3 separate regions of the Mus musculus genome follow, and regions 1 and 2 are each linked to region 3. A link is a loop called in an ENCODE intact Hi-C map of the cell type or tissue named here. Cell type or tissue: gastrocnemius. All regions are shown on one strand.

Region 1 (8,000 bases), 190 kb before region 3:
GGATAAGAGTACCTGCTGCTCTGACAGAAGACTTGAATCCAGTTTCCAGCAACCATGTCAGGCAGGCTTGCAAACCCCTGTAACTTCAGCTATAGAGGATTAACGCCCTTTTGGGGACTCCATGGGCACTCATACCAATCTGCACATATTCATATACACATAAATGAAGCAAAATATTTGTAAAGTATAAAAATAGAAATGAATACATGTAAATAGATACATAAATTACACACTCATGTTTTCTCTTAATTCTTTACGAGTTGCTTTAATCACCCTATAGCACGTGCACACAATATTTTTGTTGTTTTACTTTGTGTATGGTACAACTTGATCTCAGGACCTCGTATATGTTAGGCATATTCTCTACTACTGAATTAAACCCTAAGCCCCTTCTAATTTTGAGTGATTAATATGTGTCAAATAGTATATCATTTTATTGTCAAAATGAGTATACTCATTCAGAGTGCCTTGGCTGATTAGTGAATCATGTTTGTGGCAATTTGTGTTGTAGGCTACCTGGTTCAACATTATAACCAAAATAAGTAGCTTGAAATGTAAATATATAGTACTCCTACTACCATATTGCAGTAAGCAAAGGGGATAGGTCTTCTAAGAACGGGAGCAGAGGGGACCTGCCATACATGGCCTCTCTAGCTTCAGTTCATTAGTCCATGGGACCCTGGAAACCTTTGGAAGTTTTTCTAGCTCTAAAGATTTCTTCTCAACCTTGGGGTTATTTCTAAAGCAAGTAAAGTGAAGGAAATGGTTTAAGAAATGGACCGGCACTGGTTCTTGAGGCTTGGATTTCCAAACTAAATCCTACATCCCCTTTGGAATGTGAGTGGGGGCGGAGACGCTTCCTGCATGTATTTTGAGATGGGCTGAGGCTAAGGTGGTGGGTAGAGCTGAAGACGATGCTATCCTCTTAACCTTTACCAGGCCCGTCATGCCCACTGTCTTCAGATTTCTGCTGTATATTTTGATCCTGTCTCCACAGCAGTTGCTTACGAATGTGTTGCCAATAATGACACTGAAAATGTGGTGAGCATATAAATAGCTCTTTGTGCTGCAGAGATGTCGTTATTTAGGAAGTCTTAGGAGGCTCTGGCAGAGGATGGAGATACAGTAAAACAGTTTGTTTATAGAAAAAAACCCTAATAGTTATAAATATCAAACTACAATCAACTAAACATCCGATGTGTAATAAAATATTGAATATTTCCCTCGCGTGATAAGGAAAAGTCTTAAAATTAACATTCCTACTTGAAAACTGCCCATGAAAATAAACAAAAGGTGGATATCTTCTAAATGTTTTCCTCATGTAACTTTGTGTTAGTGCTATAGGGAGATAAATAGCAAAGTATATCAATGAGCCCTGGTTCACAATAAATACCCTTTTCAAGGACTTCTTAATTCATTTATTTTACATCATAAAATTTAGGTTCATTATGAAAAGCATCCTGGAGATCCACTCGTGTGTTATAGCTGTTTCTTCAGACAGCGGCTTGAGCAGAGTCAGCAGACTGCAGTTTAGGACCCCTATTTTGTTTTTTTTTTTTTTTTTTCCAGGCAAAACATTTATTTTATTTTATTTTTTTTTTTCTGGTGACATGGTTTTTTATTCCTTGTTTTGATGATCAACTTCTAACACAGCTATGTCTAAGGCATCGTGTGTTCTTTTCTTTTTTTTTTTTTTTTTTTTATTAGGTATTTAGCTCATTTACATTTCCAATGCTATACCAAAAGTCCCCCTTACCCACCCACCCCCATTCCCCTACCCACCCACTCCCCCCCTTTGGCCCTGGCGTTCCCCTGTACCGGGGCACACAAAGTCTGCGTGTCCAATGGGCCTCTCTTTCCAGTGATGGCCGACTAGGCCATCTTTTGATACATATGCAGCTAGAGTCAAGAGCTCAGGGGTACTGGTTAGTTCATAATGTTGTTCCACCTATAGGGTTGAAGATCCCTTTAGCTCCTTGGGTACTTTCTCTAGCTCCTCCATTGGGAGCCCTTAGGACCCCTATTTTGAAAGTAAGAAAACTCCCGGACTTCAACTTGGATGTGAGGCATAGAGCTCATGCCCATCTTCCTTCTGCTATGAGGCAAACCACGTAGCTTATTTCTCTCTGATTCTTACAAACTTATAAATGAGGCAAGAGAGATGGAATAGGCCAAGGGCATGAGACTGTTCTTCTATGTGTGATCAATGCTGGACAGTGTCGAGTTCTACCTATCTCTCTCGATATGGAAGCTAATTATGTTTGACAGTAATTTACTGAAGCGCATGTTTATTTGCCTAGTTTTATCTCAGAGGATAGAAGCAAATTTCTTGCTATATAAACATGTGATAAAGAAGGCAATGGCATGCTGTTTATGCAAGTCTCATGTCTTATGTGACACTTGGTAGGGAGAGAAAATATAGGGCATCTGAATTGAATTCTCAGCATCCCGCTTGCTTTCTTATTCATTTTTGTTAATAGAAATCAACATCCTAATGACATTGCCGCCGCCATTTTGTTCATCTGGGTCTTGGCTAACCCCTTAACTTGGGACGGGTAAGGATTTAGCATCTTTTAGTTTTAAAACCCCAAGTCCTCCATCTAACTTTCTAAACACCAACGACGTAAAGCATCTAGAGAGACGTTCCACTCCCAACCTCATGTGACAAAGCTGTAACCAAATCTTAGGCACATTAAAAATATTTTTAAAATTATATTCAGGATTTATGTATAAGATGTATACGAAACAAATGTTTTGTGTTTAGACTTAGGTATCACCTCAGATCTATCTCATTAAAAATACACCAGTATTTGGAAGTCTAAAACTCAATGCACATAACCACTTTGTATAAGTGATACGCAACCGTAAGTAGAGCTCTTGAATGTTATCTGATAACTTGCCCTCTGAGGCAAAAGCTACTTAACATGAGCAAAAATTAATTTTATTTGCTGATTTTAAATGCCACTTAGTTTGCTCGGAAGCTAAATTTTTCAACGTGCTCGTGAAAACTTTGCAAGAGTAAGTAAAGCATGCTAAACCTTGAGGAGAACCCCTGCAGGAACAACATCGTGAAACGAAATGCAAAGGCCGAAATAGGGCTGCTGAAGTTTGCTTTGGCCCCTGGTACTGTAATTGCAGCAGTGAACTCATTCTTTCTCCCATGTCCTGTCACTAGCCATGGAGTACACTGGCCAGTAGGGGATACTCTAGGCATTCTTATAGCTGAGTGGTGGATTGGAGTTTGAAGAAATAATAAAGACCATCTTTCTATATAGCTGTCGTCTGTGTGATTTTGGGGACCCCTGCTTAAAGCTCGGTCTTTGTGGTGACTTCCTCTGAGCAATCTTTCAAGCAACTTTTATGTCATTCATGTGACTGTGTGTATCCTTGCCAGTTACCTGTACTTCATTAAATGAAATACACAGAAGAAAACTAAAGGGGCCCTATAATCTAAATGAGCATCATTGTGGGTGGGAGTGGGGTGGTGTTCTCAAACCCTGAGGTTGAATTCCAGATATCCTCCAAAAAAAAAAATGTATAACTACAGAACTCTGCTCATCTTAGAAAAACAAAAGACAATTGTGTTGAGTTAATCTAAAGATGCTGCCAGGTAACTCTGATTTTAGAAGATGAAGTGGACTTTGGGAAGGAGAATTTGGAGAGAAAGGAAAAGTGAGAAAACAATTTTGTCATCCATCTTTGGGGAAAAAAAAGGCAAATAAATAGAGTTCAAATAATTTTCATGGAAACAATTTACAAAACATATACTTTGTATTGGAAGTATGAGTTAGTAGACACAAACTGCTTACGAGCACTGGACAGAAAATTTCCCTAGAATAAAGTCTTGACACCTCCAGAAGTTTGCCCTGTAGTGTTAAGGGGTGATTATTTCAATGTTCTAATCACATTCTTGCTTGTGTGTAGGCACTGTACTGCTGGTATAGGAAGCAATCAGAACCCAAGGATCCAAAGCAGGGACCAGAGCATTTAAAGCAGGAATTGGACCATCTCATGTGTGCTGTAGCTGTGAACTAGCCCTTTGGTGGGATCAATATGAATGTTAAAATCAATGGCTTGTTCATTGTGACTGATACCTCTAGGCATGTTGCGGAATTACTTGGGGTTACCTGACACGGGTCAGAAAAAAACAAAGCTAAGTACTAAAAAGTATGTTTGAATAGACTATCAGAGTGGGGCGGGGAGGGGGTTCCTAACCTATGAAGACTCTCAACCCTCTCTCAAGAGAATGCTGGAAGCTCTGCTTTGAGGGTTTGGGAGTTGGGAGAAGCTGTTCTCAGTTGTGGTTTTCGTTTTTGTCTTTTTTTTTTTCTTGTTCACTCTTCAGAAGAACCTGAAAAGTAATTTTTCACTTTCCTTTCCTGATATCCAGATGCCAAGCATCCAGCCACACAAGCCTCTCCTGTGCCTTTCATTCTGACCCTTGAGTGACACAGCATTTAATTTCTCTTCCGTTCACCTTGTCCTTCTAGTTCTTGGAAGGAAAGATGTAGACATGTCAGCCACGTATTCATCCACAGGGACCTGGTGGGTCTGTTTATCTACGAAGTGATTCAGTCTCAGTCACTTAGCCCATCAAGTATTTGTTAGAGCTCTGCAAAGCGGGGTACTTCATCGTGGTGCTGGTCAGTTGGGGTGAGTGGTAGCTGTTGTGGTGACGAGGGGCAGGCAGTGGCTGGGTCTGCAGCTAGTGGGGTGTCATGCTTGTGGCTGTTCACGATGAGTTTATCCCTCAATTCTAGGTCTTTTCTCAAGGGACTGACAGAAAAGCTAGTGGTGGCAAAACTTAACTAGAGAATGGAATGTAAGTGCTACCTGGTAGATGGTTACATGAATGTGCAGCTTGCTAATACAGAATGTATAGATGGGGTCTTACCTGGACATTTGAAAGACGTTCTAGTAAGGTATAATCTATAGGTTCTCTGCATCAGAGCCATTGGAGAAGAGGAAGGAGAGGATTTACATGTGTGTGTGTGTGTTATATTTCTATGCAATAAACTTTATTTTTGGGAAGGGAGGAAGGGAGGGAAGGAGGAAGGAGGGGCACATACACACACACACACACACACACACAGAGAGAGAGAGAGAGAGAGATTTTATTTATTGATGGAAAACATCTTTTCTAGGTTAGGAATTGAACTTGGGATGAATGTTTCTGCCAAACACAAAGCTTTCGATTAAATAGTAAAAACTTCATCCGAAATTATATTCCGTTTGTCTCAAAACACCCATGCATGATACATGTACACACATACATGTTGGCACGATATCAAGCCATGCAGTGATGCCATGAGTTTGACAGTGATAATTTATCCTCCTTGACCTCTGGAGTCAGTTGAGGAGCCTCAGACCAAAGGACCTGCTCTAAAATCCAGCCCTCCATTTTGGATTCTTGAGAAAACAGAACAGAGTAGAGTTTCAAAGCGTAGAAGAGTAGCCAGAAGTTTGGCATTAATAATACTTTTCATGAGTCACTTTAGTAAATTATGTACTCAGGAATCCCCACTTTAAAATAATTTCTAATCTGTACAGGGAAGAGAATAATACAATTTTCCTATTATATTTATATGTGTATCATTGACAAATGACATTTGAAAATCTTGATTATGGCCATGCCTGACATTGTGTAATTACATAGCAAATTATATTTAGCAATTATTTTCCAATATAGTAATTTCAATTAAAATATTTATTAAAATTTCACCCTAATGGCAATCTAGCAAATAGTTTCAAGCTCATAAACATACTAATATGTTGCTTAGGAGTTTTAAACCAAATTTAACATATATGTCATAAGTACATTCAAATATTTTCAAAACTGATGATCTCTTTTGTCCTAGTTTACAAACAATATTAAAATGGTAATTAAAATCAAATTGTTAAATAATAAAGGTGTAACTCAAAAAAAAACCCTCCCTTGTATTGTGAAAGTAAATTGCAACTCTTGCCTGGAGAAAAATTGAAGGTATTTGTATTTATTTTATGACTTACTATTCTAATATCAACAGCAGGCAGGTAAGGCAGGTGAAAGACGATGTGGTTGGGTACTAAATACCCTGCATGAACGGAAATAGCCACAGGTAAGCTATGCATCTTGAAGTGTTAAAATACACAGATGGTGTGTCCTGAGACTACACACAGGAAAGAGGAGGCTGTAAGCTTTGAGAGAAAACATACACAACTACCATAATTATTTTAGAAAAGAAATTGTGTTATGTTAGAAAGTCAGTCTAAAACGTCCAGTGTTGGAGATTTGTGGAATCTCTGGTCAGAAAGCGTTGAAAGCCTTCAGAGCAGAACAAAGGCGTGGTCTTCAGAAGTGATTTTCCGTCACTGAGGAGTTGTTGGGCCACAGGACTGGCATGGGATTCTCTGACAGATTGGCAGTTGGGTGGAAAATTACAACAAGTAAATTTTCATTCTGAGACTTTTCAGTTTTATCAGTTATAGTAGGAGAGATTAAGAGAGAAGAGTCATTCATGATGCACAAGGTGTTCATCATTTTTAATAGGAATATATCTGAAGTAGTGTGCTTTGCATTTTTTTCTTTTATAATTTGTTGTTTTAAAAAAGCTCATAACTGTATTCTTAAATGGACACATTGTCATGAGCAAGATAACTTTTGGTAATTGTAACAGGTACCCTTTCAAAAATGTTTCCAGCGTGCCTGGTATTTTGTGTTGAATGTTTTCTCTTGGACCCTACAACAGCTTCCAGGTAGATACACTGTTACCACAGCCACCCTGGAATTTAGGGCTCTAAGAACCTTCCAAAAGCTCTCACAGTTGGTAGTTATATTATAACTAAATGACCTGCTAGTACCATTTCCAGACCTGCTAGCACCTACATAAGATTTAGGTATGAGGCAAGGCTGGCCTCGTTCCATTATCTGGTATCCTTATGGCTCTCACCACTCACTGTTGAGTCACATAACACAGGAATTTAAGAGACGCTTTCTAGCAAAAGAGAAACCACTAGAAAAAGGAAGGTTAAATAACAGGATGGCAGAGCCTTAGCATATGCCTTGTCTCTAGAGAACCTGTCTTGGTGCTTTCTTCCTCCCTCCCTCCCTCCCTCCCTCCCTCCCTCCCTCCCTCCCTCCCTCCCTCCCTCCCTCCTTTCTTTCTTTCTTTCTTTCTTTCTAACTCCAGATTTTATTCCCTTCCCGGTCTGGCCCACCCTCCAACTGTTCCACATCCCATACCTCCTCTCTGACCCCATGTCTCTACGAGGATGTCCCCATCCCCCACCTCCAACCCCACCAGAACTATAAACTCCCTAGGGTCTCCAGTCACTTGAGGGTTAGGTGCATCTTCTCTGCCTAAGCCCAGACCTGACAGTCCTCTGCTATATATTTGTTGGGGTTGTTTCCAGCTTCTGGCTATCACAAACAAGGTTGCTATGAACATAGTGGAACACGTAGCCCTGTGGCATGGTGGGGCATCTTTTGGGTATATTCCCAAGAGTGGTATAGCTGGATGTTCAGGTAGATCTATTTCCAATTTTCTGAGGAACCTCCAGATTGATTTCCAGAGTGGTTGTACCAGTTTGCCATCCTATCAGCAATGGAAGAGTGTTCTTTCTCCACATCCCGGCCAACATGTGCTGTCACCTGAGGTTTTGATCTCAGCCATTCTGATTGGTGTAAGGTGGAATCTCAGGGTTGTTTTGATTTGCATTTCTCTGATCACTAAGGACTTTGAACATTTCTTTAGATGTTTCTCAGCCATTCGAGATTCCTCTGTTGTGAATTCTTAGTTTAGTTCTATACTCTTTGTGTTGTTTGGGTTTTTTGTTTTGTTTTGTTTTTGTTTTGTTTTTTTGTGATTAGCTTCTTGAGTTGTTTATATATTTTGGATATTAGCCCTTGGTTTCACTATCCTTGGTGCTTTCTAACCTGAAAGGACTAATTAATGCAACAGTTCTCTAGCCATGGGAGGGAGGGAGAGAGGAAGGGAGGCATAGAGCTGAATGCATATGTA
Region 2 (8,000 bases), 200 kb before region 3:
ACTGAGTACTCATTACCAAGCCCTTGCTTACTGAGCACTTACTAATTGAGCACTTATTTAATATTAAGGACTCAGAAAGATGAAAAAAAGGTGTGGCCAATCATTCCCAAAACAAAATGGAGGAGATCGCTATAAAAAATGCACAAATAAACACTAGGGTGTGTCAGAGTGTGAGCAGTATTATTGGGGAACACAGAGGACTTTACTCATTTTGAATGACACACCTGCATGGCGTCTCACCGGGAAAAGGTTGGATTTTCCTTGGAGAGTAATTCAGACATCCCACCCATTTCTAATTATTGTATTAAACACCCTTGTAAAGAAGTCAGTAAGTATGTTACCTTTGCAAAATTTTGACCAACAAGAGTCATGGTGTTATTACCACTCTGGGTTTCAGTGCTGCCTCTAGTCTATGAAAAAGCTACTTGGAGGCAGGGGATATATAGACGGGCTTGGTAGATGGTATGCTTAGAATGAGCAGAGCTCTGTCCTGATCCACAGTCCTTAGTAAGCCAAGCAACTTTATAATCTGTAATTCTAGGATATCTGCATCTCCTGCTAGTGTCTCTAAAAGTTACTCTCGGTGTGTCTTGGCTGCCCGTGCTTCTCTTCGTCTTTCCCAGATGGTTCTGGTTGGTTACTGCCTCTCTTAGTGTAAGTCAATAAGATGATCAATATAAAACAAACTTGAAGCTTCCTCTTAGAAAGGCTAGATAAGTGCTAGGTAGTGTATTATTTAAGAGGATCAAGAAAGGAGAGATAACTAGAATACTGATGAGGTACAAGTTAAATCACTGGCGTGAGGCTGTAAAATAATGAATTTGTGTGTGTTAGTCCAGCTTTTGCCTCAGACTGATAATGCCTATATTTTAATTATAGCTTTTTGTAAATACAAATACAAATAGCTGGGATCACTGGTCTAGAAGTGTTCTTAATCAACTTTTTTTTTAAGTCCACAGGTATTTAATTTCCCTTTCCAGCTTTAAAATCATTTACATTTCTGTTCTTATTACAGTCTCAATAAAATACATGCTTCGGTGTATATATTTAATGTAAGATTAAATTAATTCCTTTAAATTAATTTCTCCTATAATAGAGCAGTGTGAGACTTCAATTATTTTTTTAAAAAAGTCCCTTAGTATTATATGAAATTACAAAAGTTGTCAGCTAACAAGCTACCTGAGGGTTCATTAGTTTATCATAGATTAATATAACCTTTTATTTTTATCGATATTATAAAATGAGACTAGACTGTCTTCAAACCTGTGCTAAAGGAAGCCTTTAGTTTATGTCTGTTGGCCAAATGAAATTTTAACTAAATAAATGTTTACTGGCCTTTGAAATACAGGTGAAATATCTAATATTATATATATATATATAAAACAAAGCCCCGAGCTAATGCTAAGTAAGGTTTATTTCTAAGGAAACTCTTCATGGGCACAGGCATATTGATTTGCTATCACAATTTGTAACTAAAGTTGTTCATAACTGATTCTCTTTGTCTTGTTTAGTAAATGTAGTCTGGTCTCTCCACATGAGACTCATCTTTTCTTTTCCACAAACTGAAAGTCCTGCTCAATATTAAACATATAAGACCATCATACCCATCTGAATGTAAAACGAGAGGTTACAGTCTGATCTCTTGAAGCAATTTGTCACAAGAATGTTTTGCAATAGAAATTTCAAAGTCACCATGCAAAGCATCACTCCCTTTAAGAATTAATGTGCATCAGAGAAAACTCTCATGGCAGCTGCCAATGCTTAACGCAGAAACCCATCACTGGCCAAAGAACCAATAACAAGTGACGGTGGGGTTCTCCTTCCTAAGTGAGATTGCTCTTTTCACTGCCTCCGAGGCTCAGGAGCATCACAGAGAGGCAATCAGAGTATGGAGAAATGTGCAGTCAAAGACATCTTCTGGTCATGACATAGCATTGCACTCAGGAACTGCTATCATTGTCTGAATAAGACCTGCAGAACACTGGACCCCTTAACATTTCAACATGGGTGTGGGATGGTAGGGAAATGGACATACAAGGGCCTGCTCTCCCTGAGGGACTATTAGCAGCTAAAGGTTGTTGGAGGAAGGGTGTTATTTTATTCGGGGGTGTCACTGCTAGTCATTTACCCTGCTTCCAGTAAATACCCCCCCTCCCATGCCCAGGAAAGACATTCTAAATGCAGTAGTTTGTGTGGATAATTAACTCTAGCTATTGGCTTCCAACCTTAGATACTCTTACCTGAGGAACAAAGGACTAAAACAAAAGACATAAAAAATTTGTGGCTGTGCTAGATGTGCTGCTGGCTTTAGAACTTTCCCTCTGTCCCAACGTCACAGCAGTCTCTGTACTTGAAGAGCTGTTATCTTTTGTGACGCTTACTGCAGCGTACACAAATGCTTTTTTTTTTTTTTTTGCTTGAATTAAAATTAAGCAATACTAGAGAAGAGTTCAAGCATGATTGAGAATTGCACAACAGTTGAAGATGTTGTCTGAGCTTTGCACCCCATGCATGTAACCCAATGCCTACAAAATCAGCTGCTTTAAATATGTTGCAGAAACGTACTGGAAACATAGAGTACTGACGAAATCCTTTGAAAATACCGAGAAACAGTAATTCCCCCTCCCTGCCCTTTTAGATTCAATTAACCAAATGGTGCCTTGTAATTCCAGACTCCTACGGGTGGGGGGGGGGGAAGCTGTTGGGAAGCATCAGGATGGGGGCTGCAGAGAGGACCTTGAAGAAAGGATGCTCTGAGTTCTAAGGAGTTTTGGAAGCAGTGATTTGAATGCCAAACAAAGGGTCATGCCTCTTACAGAGATTGCATACAAACAGAACCTAGAAAACCATAAAGTCGAGTGTGTTGATTCTTTAGGAAGGTGCGGTGTCCTTGCTATGGTAGGCGTTTCTCTGCTGAAGGGAAAGATGTCTGGGCAGGGATATGGGGAATGAAATGATGCATCAGAAATAATACTGGTTCTTGTAGAGATTTAATTCTATAATCAAAACAACAATAAAATCAAGTACATTTATCCTGACAGTGAGAAACACATTTGGTTCTGTTTTGAGAAATATTTTATTTTTTTAAGTGTTATGCATTTGATTCATTAAATGATTCTTCTGTATATGTTAGGTGTTCAGGAATTTAGGTGCCGTTCTAGCAAGGTATGGAGTCAATAAAACAAGACATTTCAAATTAACATGCTTTACAGAACAATGCTTGGAACTGTGTTTCAAAAGCCACATTAACGCTCAATGAACAAAAGAACACAGTTCATTGGGATTATTGTATACGGGCATTTCTTTGGAGACTGTATGATTAACTCAGAGGTAGTTTAAAGCTGAGAGTCAGACGGTCATGTTCTTATTATAACCCATATAGTTTCCTTAGCAGCTACACAGAATGATTTACAAAGCAAATGGCTTGAGTAGTATTTCTAACTGGGGAAATTGTATTGTGTTTCTCTTTCAAATCTCTGTGATCCAAGTTCTGGGTGTAACCCAGAGCCTGACTGGGGGAGGGGAGGGATAGCCCACGTGTGATTTACTCTTTGGTCACTAGATGGCACCATGCCTCCCCTAGAGTAAGCTGCACGGTTCTGACTAGCTCCGATAGCAGCTAGGAGACAATTGTCCTTCCCATGGGCTTCTGATTTATTTAAACTATCAGGGTAATAATTAGCAGAATTTCACGGTTTTAAAGGATGGCACTTCTGTTTGTATCTGAGATATATTTACTCTGGCAGTGTACTGGCTGTTTTTGTGTCAACTTGACACAGCTGGAGTTATCACAGAGAAAGGAGATTCAGGTGAGGAAATGCCTCCATGAGATCCAGCTGTAAGGCATTTTCTCAATTAGTGATCAAAGGGGGAGATCCCCTTGTGGGTGGGACCATCGCTGGGCCTGTAGTCCTGGGTTCTATAAGAGAGCAAGCAGTGCAAGCCAGGGAAGCAAGCCAGCAAGAAACATCCCTCCATGGTCTCTGCATCAGCTCCTGCTTCCTGACCTGCTTGAGTTCCAGTCCTGACTTCCTTCAGTGATGAACAGCAATGTAGAAGTGTAAGCTGAATAAACCCTTTCCTCCCCAACTTGCTTCTTGGTCATGATGTTTTGTCCAGGAATAGAAACCCTGACTAAGATAGGCAGTAATTCGCTTTCACTCTTCAAATGTGCTCAAAAAGAAGTAAGCATCCCATAGGAGTGTAGAGAGCAGAGTCCTAGTCAGCCAGTTGTGTCCTAAGAAAATTAAAATGGGGGTGAGATGGCAGAATTAGCACAGATACCTTATGAGAGATAAAATGGCAAAAAATAAACTTTATTCTGCCTGGACATCTAGGTTAAGCAAATATTTGGGGCGCACATTGTCTCAGTGGCATGTCCCTATAAAAATAGTGATATCTACCCTAAAATCAGGGATCTATAAAGAGTATTTATTTCAGCTTCAAACTTTCATGCCTGTGAAATGAGTAAACTTCTTTACAGTGAATGCTATCCATTGTCAGTTCTTGGGATCTAAGTGCCTTTGCTTTGTAGGTGGAAAAGGATGGATGGAACTATTTCAATTTGTTGAGACATTAGAGCGCCTGTAAAACAATACATTTATGATCTATTTTATGATGTGATTAAAGCTACTTGCCAATAAGTGTGTTGGTTCCGTCGTCATAGTTTGGAAGTCCAGTGCATCGCACATTTAGAATGTTAAACTTGCTTCCTTTTCTCTTCTTGAATCTGAAAAAATTTTTAGAACATAGAATTGGAAGGGATTTTGAATATGATATGTAATCTTTCACTTTATATGAATTGTGGTATCTCCACACACAAAAAAATAATATGTGATGTCCTTTGGACTTTTTAAAAATAACTTTTCAGTAAGCAGTTCCCTTCTAGGTTTTGGGAGCAAAAACTCAGAATTAATAAAAATTAAAAGATTATACAAAAAAGAATCATAGGTGACAATATGTCTCAGGATGGTGAATTGAATTTTGTGTTGGCATTTTAATAATATATGAACTCACTCAATCATGTAGTAGAACCAACAGTTGAGAAATTTGAAAGGAATAATATCAGGTTATTATCCGATTCATAGACTGGATTTTTCTTACTTGGTTCATGACTCTACTGAATCTATGTGTTGTGGGTGGTGCAAACTTTTTTCTTTCATTTCTTCTTAGAGCGTCCCTGGGGAGTCATTTGGTAAATGTTTTTAAGCCTTCCATAATAATTATCTCTGAGCCCTAATGCTTTCTGGTTTGGGCACGTCTTCATTCTCCAATTCAAGGAAGGAGTTCAGAATGACTTCCAGTTGTAAAATGAAATACTAATCTAATTTACCACTTATTTTCTGTTTGTGTGGTCTTGGCAAACTTTACTGGGCTGGCAGGGCACGCAGTTTCAGGGAGAAATGAGAGCCTGTCTCAACTGTGCTTCCAGCCTTGCCTGTTAGCTTAGAGTTTTACCAGAATTTAGGGACAGTCCACAGATACATCAAATATCTCCAAGACCATGCTGTATAGACACTGAGAACGCAGGCCTTTGTAAGATGTCAAGTTCAGGAATAATATACTTAAATTATTTTAGAACTGGAGGTTTTAATCATTTAGAATGTTGACTTTTTTCCTGCATGTGCATATATGTGCATGAACACTTATGTATGTGAAACATGTGTGTGTGTGCCATGGCTTTCACGGAAAGGACAAAGGATGGCCTCGGGCATTGGTCCTTACCTTCTGTCTTGTCTGAGAGCGTCAAACAGGGAAAGTAATAGCCTACAAGCTTCTGGAGGTTCCTTTGTCTCTGCTTCTCATCTCTCTGTAGGAACACTGGGATTACAGACCCTCTCATGCTAGGTGTCCAGTTTTTATGTGAAGACTGGAGATTCAAATTCAGATCCTCCTTCCTGTATGTCAATCACCATTGGCCCCGCCCCTCATTTAGAAAGGTCTCCGAAGAAGGGATCCCCACATTTGCTCAGTGCGTGATGAAGTTTCTTTACACCATTAATGGTATGCTAGTTTTTTCCGTTTATAGAAAATTAAAGAAATTATTTAAAAAATTAATCAGCATCTTTAAAATGTGGACTCATTTTTAAATATAATAGTTGTTGTTAACCTTTATATCTGACTTTGTATTTCTATCACCTGCTCACTTCCAGACAATCGAAAATCTGACTACTTAAAACAAAAGTTCTTTTTTCTAGGCTGAAGGGAAAGGTCAGTGACTAAGAGTGTCCATTGCCCTATCAGAGGACGAGAGTTCAGATCCGAGCACCCATAGCAGGTAGCTTACAAATGTCTATAACTAGCTCAAAGGATCTGACACCCCTTTCTGGTCTTTGTGGAAACCCACACATGTGCATGCTTGTGCCATGTTAATGTACATATGTATACATACACTCACAGTTGAGCGCACACACAGATACACAGACACGTGCACACACAAATGAAAAATAAAATAAATCTTAGGAGTTCTTTTTTCTTAAAGAAAAGTGTTAGTCTTCTTTCGCGACCTGCCTGCCTGGGTTATAATTTGAGTCTTTGAGGGCTTTTTCTGTGATCTTTGGCTTTGGAGAAGTCAGGCTACATTTAGCTAAAACCAGATGAGAATCTAATCTGCACCTCCACATTGCTCCTTTAACTGGTAATTGAAATAGATGGTTGAACTGGGGGTTGGGGGGAGATGCTGATCTTATTGCCTGGACCACGGCTGCATGCTCGTTTCTTATGCTTCTTCATATGAATTTACAATGCTGAAAATGGATATATGCTGAGTATATGAAATAAAACATTTTATTAGAATGATAATTAAAGGAACAATCTTCATCATTACACTCACTAAATCATATAACATATTGATATTAATACTTGATAGAGCGGTTTTTCTCCAATCTTTATTAGATTCCTCCCAAAAAATAATAGAATTCTATAATCATAAATTCAAGCCAAAAGTAAAAAGAATAATAAACAGCTTAGAGTTCTGTCTTTCATTTCTAAAAAATAGATTAAAAATAATAGTTGGCACTTACACTGCCTTTCAGAAGTTGGTCTAATGACTTATCAGTCAGTACTAATGTAAATACTGATTTCAACTTATGCACATATATAGAATGTTTTAAAATAACTTCATTTGAATAAAATGGGTTGACCATACCATCATATGATTATATCATGATCTCTCTTTGTTCTTGTTCTTGAATAAAATATGTCATACAGTTTGTAATTCTGTAGTCTTCCAAATGTAGATGTTTATTCCTAAGGAGATAGGACCTTCGGGCAAGCCTATTTGTAGTGTGGGAACTACATTATAGCATTACCCATGAAAACATCACAAGGACTGGGATCTCAGCAAGATGTCCTGTGAGTGCATGGTGAAACTTCAGGAGATCCTCATAGCTTCTCCATCGCACAGAGCATGTTAGAATTGTACTGGCTTGTATATAGCCATATGATTTAAAATATCTGTTCATTTCAATTATCCTAGATTAACACAGAAAAATAGTATCCTTTACTTTCAGAGGGAAGTGCCAAGATTTCATAGAGCTCAAGATTTTCCTTAGTATCAGCTAATAAATACAAAGGAGAATTAAGTAACTCCAGTCCTTGTATATAGCTTCCCTATTATCTGAAGTTTGTGGCTGGGTAGGATTTCCACGAATTAGCACAGCGAGATTTCAGACAGAGGAAAGAACTGTCGCAAAGGCACAAAGGCACAACCGCGGGAGGTATGGCATGGTTTCAGGAAAATGTCCGTGGCCAGTGAGCTCACATTCAGGCTGAAGAGAATTAGCAGGCAGATGGCAATGGAATACTGTAGAAAGATCCATCTGGAACGGTTTCATGGGAGCACTGGGGACGCAGTTGGTCAAAAAACATTAATGCTTCCGGATTACATGGGAGTAGGGGTTAATGCCTGCCCACGTCTGGTGAAAACGGATGTGTAAGAAGCCAGGGCAGGGTATTGGAGACATTTGGGAGGACATGTCACCCTGGTACAAAAGCAGGAA
Region 3 (8,000 bases):
CTTGACATGTGAAGTGATGAGCAGCATGGCTAACGTAATCAGCCATTTTAGCCTAACAGTTGACTTTAGGGCACTGATAGTGGCCTACATCATTCTCTTAGCTTGGCTACTTGCTTGAGGGTGGGGGAGAGTGACAGTGATGGGTAAAATGAATTCTAGTTTCACAAATTTCTTAAAACACATCTGAAATAAGTGGAGACCCCTTGTCAGGAATAATCACATCTGGAAATCTAGACGTGGAAAATCACTGGTCACAGGCATTATCGTTCAAGCAAGGGCAATACTGTAAGCTATGTTTAGAGAACATTACCAAAAGAAGAAAGATTCTATTCATTGCTGAAGAAGGAGATATTTTTAACAGAATCTTTGGGACAGTTTCACATCAGGAAGAAAGATGCTTTTGGTAAAGTTTATGAACAAATTTGACAGCACGTACAGTTTCCTCAATAGCACAAATGATTGCAACCAACAAATAATTCCTCGGGCATGTATCTCATTAAATAATTTCTAAGTTAACATGTGTTTTATTGCAAATATGATTATCATATGATATTTATATTCTGTCTGCTAGAAATACCCAATAATAAATATACAAGTTTGAATGAATTGAAATTAGAATCTAGCTATATATAGAAGCATATACAGAATTTAAACTGTGAAAGTGAGTTAGCCTATTAAGTTAAATTACGTAACAAAAGACGCAAAAGTCTTTTACTGAGCATGTGCCATAGTCTCTTCTTTCTTCTAATCAAGATCGTTTTCCTTTGTTTCATGAGGGGAAAAAAAAAAAACAAAAACTCAAACAAGGTCATGAACCCGGCCTATCCAGATCTCAAAACCTATGGTTTTATTATCAGAGTGGATTTCCTTCTATTTACAGTGTCTGATGGGATTGAGGAAGGCAAATCTGTAAGAAAGCAATCATTTGCTTGCATTCTCCATTCATCCCTCCATTTCCTCCCATGTCAAGGGCATCCATACTCAGTGGTCTCTGTTTGGGGCTGTCGTCAAGTAGAATTAAATCTAACTTTCAAATCCCCTTGTGTAATGTTAGCCCTCTAATTGGGCCCCCTATGCTGAGCCAGCAGTATTCAGTGTAGGTTTTAGGTAGACATTAGTAGGATAAAATGGAGCTGCTTATCATTTTATGTTCAAAGCATTTAGGGAGGTAAGTTTTACATATGCTGTGAAGAGACTAATGCGACCCATCAAATCAATTCATAAAACTCCCATTTTGAAGGGGAAATTAAAAGTCAAGGTGACAGAGAGGATCAACATAACTCATGTAGTTGTTGATGAACAGCATACAAGGTCTAACTTGGAAAGCTGACAAGGAAGCCACTCACTAGGGCCATTGTTCAGGAGCAGTGGCAACAGCTGAAGTGATTCACACAGCACAGGGAGACGCTGGACTCCTCTGTGGTCATGAGCAGACTGGGTTTTGGCAGACCTCTTCTCGAGCCTTTTGTCTCCCTCTCCTTTCCTGTTTGAAAAACATCAGCCTCCGCACATAAACCATTTTCTCCAAGTATGACTTCCCTGGATGTCTGTACTAGCCAGGGATCAGTCCCAAGGTGATCATGGATAGTTCTGTAGACAGGCATGTTTCTTGTAGATTTCAATTTACGTAGTCTATATGGTTTAAAATAGCTGAACACAAACTAAGTCTACTCAATTTGGTGCTAATGTCTTGGTTGAGAGGGCTCGGTGTATCACGGTGTCATCCTAGCTGCTCTGAAGCTCTGGAGCCAAATGGCCTTCCTGGTTTATCCTTCCAAGTAGCTGGAATATCAGGCACACACTAGCATGTGTAGCTAACATGGTCTTAGCAATGTGTGTTTTCAAAGACTGTGTCTGGATGTATGGAATTAAAGGAAAACTTAATTTCTCTTTTGGAAAACACATTTTTTTTTAAATTCCTGGGGCTTGCTCCTCCCACACCTGTATCTTGCTACCATGTGTTTTCTGGCTTCCCTATGACAGGGAATTTTTGTTATATTTACTGATGGTGGATAGTTTTGGTTGTTTTGAAACTTTCATTTTTGGAAGTTATAATTCAATTGCATGATTCTCCCCACTTCCTCTCACCAACCTCTCCTATAGAATAAATCCTTCTTGCTCTCTCTTTCAAATTAATGGCTTCTTTTCCTTTGATAGTTGTTATATATATATATATATATATATATATATATATATATATACACACATAGTTTATATATTCTTATAAAATATAAGTACACCCTTCTCAATCTGTCTAACATTACCTATCATGTGCATAGGATCTCAAGGCTGACCACATAGCATTGGATAATCAGTGAAGGAACATTTCCCTGGGAGGACTGTTTCTGGGAGGACCATTTCTCCTAATCATATCGTTCTCAGTTCTTTATCTACTATCGAGACCCTTAGTTGCCCTTTTCAAATTAGGATTTCCATAGGTGTCATGGTTGTTCAGGTCTTGTTTTAGACAACCATGTTGATTAGACTTTGTGGGTATAGCCTGTCTGACATTTCTAAAAGACACAGTCTTACGACAAACATTTTTTTGAGCACTGTAATATGAAATGAAGAAGTATACTTTCTTTTATTTTTTGTCTTTTATTTATTTATTTTTTACACTCCAGATTTTATCTCCCTCCCCCCACTGCCACCATCCACCCTCCAACTGTTCCACATCTCATTCCTCCTCCCCACTCCTTGTCTCCATGAGGATATCATCCTCGTGGCAAAGTATACTTTCTTGAAAACCTAAAAATTAAAAAAAAGGGGGGGGGGGGAATCAATGCTATAAATGTTTTTTTACAGAGCCATTGCTTCTGGGTGCTCAGCCAGGTGGATTTTATTTCACCACTTCACAGCTAAAGAAAATAAAAATATAACACTCCATATGCTGCAGGCCAGAGAGGACACACCTAGCCTGGCTTGCTCGCCACCTCCCCGGAAGACTTTTTAGCCTCCCTCCTTTGGGATGATGCGCTTCGGAGCTGTTGTCAGCAGTGCGGTTGGAAGGGGACGGGGAAATGAATAGGATTTGAAGGGGTGTGGAAAGGTGTGAGCCTTTCCGTGATCCTCGGGATTTGCAGAAGCCTTTCGAGTTATTTATGCCGCCGTGCGCCCTGTGTCGGTTAATATTTCATCTCTGCTTTCAGTTTCTAAACGACAGATGCTTTAAAAAAAAAAAAATCAGCGTGAGGTTCGGCTTCCTCCTACCCTTCGCCCCATGTCTCCGTGCTCCAGACCAACCCTGTTAGCCCTTTTGATTTAATCTTCACAGTTCTGTACTCACTGGAGGGACAGAAAATGGATGCTAATATACCAAAATAGACACTTAGAAAACTCGTTTTTAAAAATGACTCTGCAGCTTCACCTGCAAGTAAAAGACATAAAGGCATTTCCACCTCACCACTAATGACCATAAATATTAACATTGAGGTCAGTTCACAGTTTGCCAGTGTTACGGCCGTATTTTAAAGTTACATTTTACTTCATAGTATAACACATTACTTCAAGAGGATATCCTTATAGGTAACATTAAATTTCATATAGTTCTATAAACTACTTTTCCTTTTCCTTTTTTGAAAATAGATTCTTCACTCATACATCAGACCACAGTTGCCCTCCCTCCACGCTTCCCAGCGACCTCACCACCTCCCCTCTCCCTCAGATCCACACCCGCTCAGTTTCCTCTTGAGAAAAGAGCAGGCCTCTAAGAGATGACGGTCAGACAGGGCAAAACAAGATACACAGTAAGGAAAGGCAAAGGCCCTCGAATCCAAGCCAGACAAGGCAACCTAGTAGGAGGAAGAGGCTCAGGAACAGGCATTAGAGTCAGAGACACACCCACTGCCACCGTTGGAAGCCCCACAAAAACACGGAGCCATCACATATATGCAGAGGACCTGGTGCCGACCCACGCAGGCCTTGGGCTTGTCACTTAGGTCTCTATGAGCCCATGTATGTGAGCCCTTGCTTAGCTGATTCAGTGGCCCGTGTTCTCCTGGTGTCCTCCATCCTCTCTCACTCTATAATCTCTTGGGTTTTTTTGGTTTTTTTTTGTTTTGTTTTTTTTTTTGTTTTTGTTTTTGTTTTGTTTTTGTTTTTTTTTGTTTTTGTTTTTTTTTGTTGTTGTTTTTTGTTTTTTTGTTTGTTTTTTTTTGTTTTTTTTGTTGTTGTTTTTTTGTTTTTTTGTTTTTTTGTTTTTTTGCTCTTCCACGGGGTTTTCAGAGCTCCTAGGAGAAGGACCCTATGGGAACCTCCAGTTAGGTTCTCCACATAATGTCTGAGTGGGGGTCTCTAAAGCTTCTCCCATCTGCTGGCCCATTGAAGATGGACTCTTTGAGAATGACTGGACAAGTCGCTAGATCTAGGAGGATAGCAGAATATCTTTAGGATTTTTTTCCCTCAGTACTGTGGCTCAGCCTTAGCGCTCTGGGCTCTCCAGTCTCTCTCTGGGTCCTAGCTATCAGGTCGTATAGAGCATGGGCTCCCTCTGGTGGTGTGGTTCTCAAGTTAAACCGAAATCTGTTGGCCATTCCCACAAGTTCTACACATCATTGCCGCAGCACATCTTGCAGGTCTGATGTATTGCCGATTGTAGGTGGAGGGTTTCCTGTGTATTTTATGACTTCATTTTAAAATTATATTTCACTTCATAGTAAAGCACTTTGCTTGAAGATATCTTTGTATGTGATATTAAATTTGTTATACAGTTCTGTAAACACGTTTCTACAAGAAATTTAGTGAACATTTATTAATGGGCAAAGTAACAAAATCTTAGAGTATAAGAAAAACAATCTTTGGAAGGAAATGAAAGTTTAATTTCTCACCACATCTTACTCAGATAAAAACAGTACAAGCAATGGCTACGCTAAAAATTCATTTGAATCTGCCTTAAAGGATTGTTACCATATACTCTGTTACAGTCAAGCTATTTGTGGGCTTATTTCACTGATGCAGCATTGGAGGGGTATTTGGGTTTTTTTGTTTTGTTTTGTTTTTTTAATCAAGTGCCTGAAATGGAATGAACAAGAAAATAGCGCCCTCTATGAGTGGGAATGAGGACTGCATCTTTTAAATAACGTATTCGAAGTCTGAAAAATGGTCTTAACTAATGGCCTAGCACAATTAAAACGAGATGTTTTACACTAGGTATTTTTCCTTATAAGCAGTTTGATGATGAGAAAAAAAAACTAGGAGGAAAAGCATGTGTTTCCTGATGTTTCATTAAATTATGTCTCATTAAGTCCTGACATCATAACGGAGATTAAACCCTCCGAGAATGCTCTCTGCGAAGCATCACACCAACAGAGAAGGAACCCGTGCCTTCTAGCACACGGTCCCTAAATCAGGATGTGTATAGTGGGGCTGGGTAATACATACATTTACCAACTGTTCTCACTCATTTTACCTCTCCAGTAATGTTACTGCTAAAGATGCTGATGGAGCAATCATGTTTGCTCCAAGTAGGCCAGGGGACTGCTGCTTGCGCTGCCTTTCAGTGCCTCTCCTTTCTCAGCCAGCACCATACCACGCAGTTCTATACTGTTCCCTCCATGAAAACACGGATGGATGCTGTCTTTTCAGTGTAAAAGGGGGGTCTCTCATACTCGTCTCACTAAAGTCCCATTTCCCTTGGGGTTCTTTCCTTGTTTGGCTCTGCTCTGTCAAGGATGAATTGAGGAAATTATTTTTCAGAAGGAATATTGTCTTTGGCTTTTGACAACTGTCAGAAGGGACAGGCCTCTTCATTTGGTATTCCCAAAGCTTGTGCCATCCATTCCAGAATTGTCACTCACCAGAGCTATGCTAATGCCATTTCTGCCTTCCCCGTGCAGACGGTGGGGATTTCTGTGCTTAGCAGAATGCCAAAGATATCAAAGCCCATACTCCACTGACACACTAATGACAGCCAGCGACATCTGTCATTTATAATTTCAACCTAGCTTTTTCTGAATGTGTATAGAATCGCTTTTCTCCATTATGCGCTGTTTCTGTTGTGCATGCTAACTCTGGTGCCATCTGTGTTAGTGGTTCCCAGTGTCTCAGAGAGCAGACTCTTTGCCAACAAGCAATGCCTCTCACTCGAGGAAAATGACATAATCAAATCCTGTTTTTTTCATAACCCACCTGTGAGTGGCATGTTACTATCCATGTTCCGTGTTATTGGGACATACGGAACTGAAGCTCTGGTTCAAGAATTGAGTTAAGGTGTTCTGGCTTATAGTAACGAAAACATTATTTCAGGCAATTAGCAAAACTTGTTAATGTTCCAAAGAAAGGAATATATTAGGCCTTCAGGATGGAGCCAGATAATGTCTAGAAACTCAGAAAGAAAGAAAAATCAAAACTTGCCCTATATTGAGTTTTAATCTTTGCTCCTTAGAGCTTCAGAGAAGTATATATGTATGATAAATGTACATTCACATGTATGTTCTGTTTACATATGTCCTGATGCCTTTACACACCATTGGTCATTTTTGTCCTTGTCCAGAGCTTTGTCAATCAAATGTGACCAAGAATTCACTGTAATCGTTCTCTTTTTTTGTGTGTTTTGTTTTTTTAGGTAAGTATTTTGATATCCTACTTTATCAATGCTGAAAGAAAAAATGCACCTGCCTGATGTAGAATCAATGGCTTAAAACAAAATAGAGGCACCAGTGTGAATGGTAAAAATGGATGCACTCCTGCTGCTGGTAAGAATATAAGGGGCATTCAGATGAGTTGGCTTTTCCCAAGGGAGCTGGCAGTCTGGGAAGACGGGGGGATGGGTGGGGTGGATTGTTGCTGCGCCAAGTACAAAGAAGATGCTAAGGAATGCTCATGAAACGTTCATTCACCTCTTCTAGATAAACAGTCCTGTTCTAAGATGGGTGTCGTGTCCATTTCTCAGCTGGAAACTATGCTCTCGAATACTATTTTTACACCTTTCCCAGATAAAAACAAATGTGGTCATGTTCACGACACTCTTTTCTTCAGTCTTTGTCTTTAAAGGGGAACTAAGGTAGAGGAAATAGATTTACTATTTCATTTTCATTTATACAGCTCTGTTGAAACTTAAACACGTGTGGCATGTGATCATGACTATGGAGATAAAAGCTCCATCCAGATGCTGGATAAGTGAGAGGAATGGCAGCACTCTCAAAAGACTCACTCCTCTGTTCTTTTTCCCTTTTTTATACATGGTAACTTCTGCATCCATGTTAAATATGATGTGAAATGCAATTATAATGATTCAGTGCTATTTTGCTCTGACCCATAGTCATTTTTGTAGATACGTATTTCAAGATTTTAAACATCTATGATAAACACTGTGCTCATGCTGGTACCAGAATAGAACTTCTGATACTAATATATTATGTTTAATATAAGTTATAAATGATCCTACATGAATGAAAACTTTATATATTAGAAATATGTTTAACATTGAGGATGAACAAGTTGCAAAGGCCAAAATATTTCTGAGACAAGGCCCAGTGGCTAAATGGAGTTCTCTCCAGGTTACATTGGCCTCATCAAGTTTCCTGCCCTCTTAGGTGTCATCCACCTTTCCATTATCCAGCTGTTGATTCAATTCAGACAGCTTCTGATACAAATCCTTCCGCAGGAGTCCCAACACAAACTGGCATATCCTTGTCCTAAGACATTCTTCAGTAGAGGACATGAATTCTTTTGCTATAGTTGCTATAATAAATTACCATGGACTGATGATGTAAATTAGAACCATTTACTTCCTTGCAGTCCTGAAGGTTAGAAGTCTAAGAGTGAAATGTCTTCAAGGTTGGTTTCCATGTAAGTTTCTCTCCTTGGAAAGCAGGTGACTGTAGTCTCCCTAGACCTCCGGGTGCCTGTGTTGGGATTTCTCGTAATATAAATATGAATTCTTCTATGTTAGGTTCTATGCTAATGACCTCATTCTAACTAAATGACCTCTTTAACGCACTCATTACTACATAATGCCAGGTGACATGTGGCCATGTTTCAGTTGAGGACTGAGTACGCAC

The links. A loop is a pair of places that touch in the nucleus more often than their neighbours do. Peaks named below come from ENCODE experiments on the same cell type or tissue, not always from the same donor. Only the 100,000 strongest peaks of a DNase experiment are listed, where the experiment ranks them.
Region 1: a loop joins it to region 3, with 5 times the contacts of the local background. A loop is called at or near these places in 25 of 42 quality-filtered maps.
Region 2: a loop joins it to region 3, with 7 times the contacts of the local background. A loop is called at or near these places in 28 of 42 quality-filtered maps.

Annotation. Positions count from the first base shown.
Region 1 is chr13:109,353,266-109,361,265 of GRCm38, forward strand. All of the region lies in intron 3 of Pde4d (phosphodiesterase 4D, cAMP specific), which reads left to right. Among named protein-coding and RNA genes, the nearest start is that of Mir582, 33 kb to the left of the region's middle. In gastrocnemius, a CTCF peak has its summit at 3,191 (motif pointing right); no DNase peak of the experiment used is centred here; H3K4me3 peaks cover 358 bases; H3K27ac peaks cover 3,315 bases.
Region 2 is chr13:109,340,236-109,348,235 of GRCm38, forward strand. All of the region lies in intron 3 of Pde4d (phosphodiesterase 4D, cAMP specific), which reads left to right. Among named protein-coding and RNA genes, the nearest start is that of Mir582, 19 kb to the left of the region's middle. In gastrocnemius, a CTCF peak has its summit at 1,936; DNase peaks (open chromatin) are centred at 3,551, 5,375 and 7,734; H3K4me3 peaks cover 539 bases; H3K27ac peaks cover 947 bases.
Region 3 is chr13:109,543,447-109,551,446 of GRCm38, forward strand. All of the region lies in intron 3 of Pde4d (phosphodiesterase 4D, cAMP specific), which reads left to right. Among named protein-coding and RNA genes, the nearest start is that of Gm32703, 110 kb to the left of the region's middle. In gastrocnemius, CTCF peaks have their summits at 4,501 (motif pointing left) and 5,054; DNase peaks (open chromatin) are centred at 1,403, 3,830, 4,485 and 5,981; H3K4me3 peaks cover 1,240 bases; H3K27ac peaks cover 2,148 bases.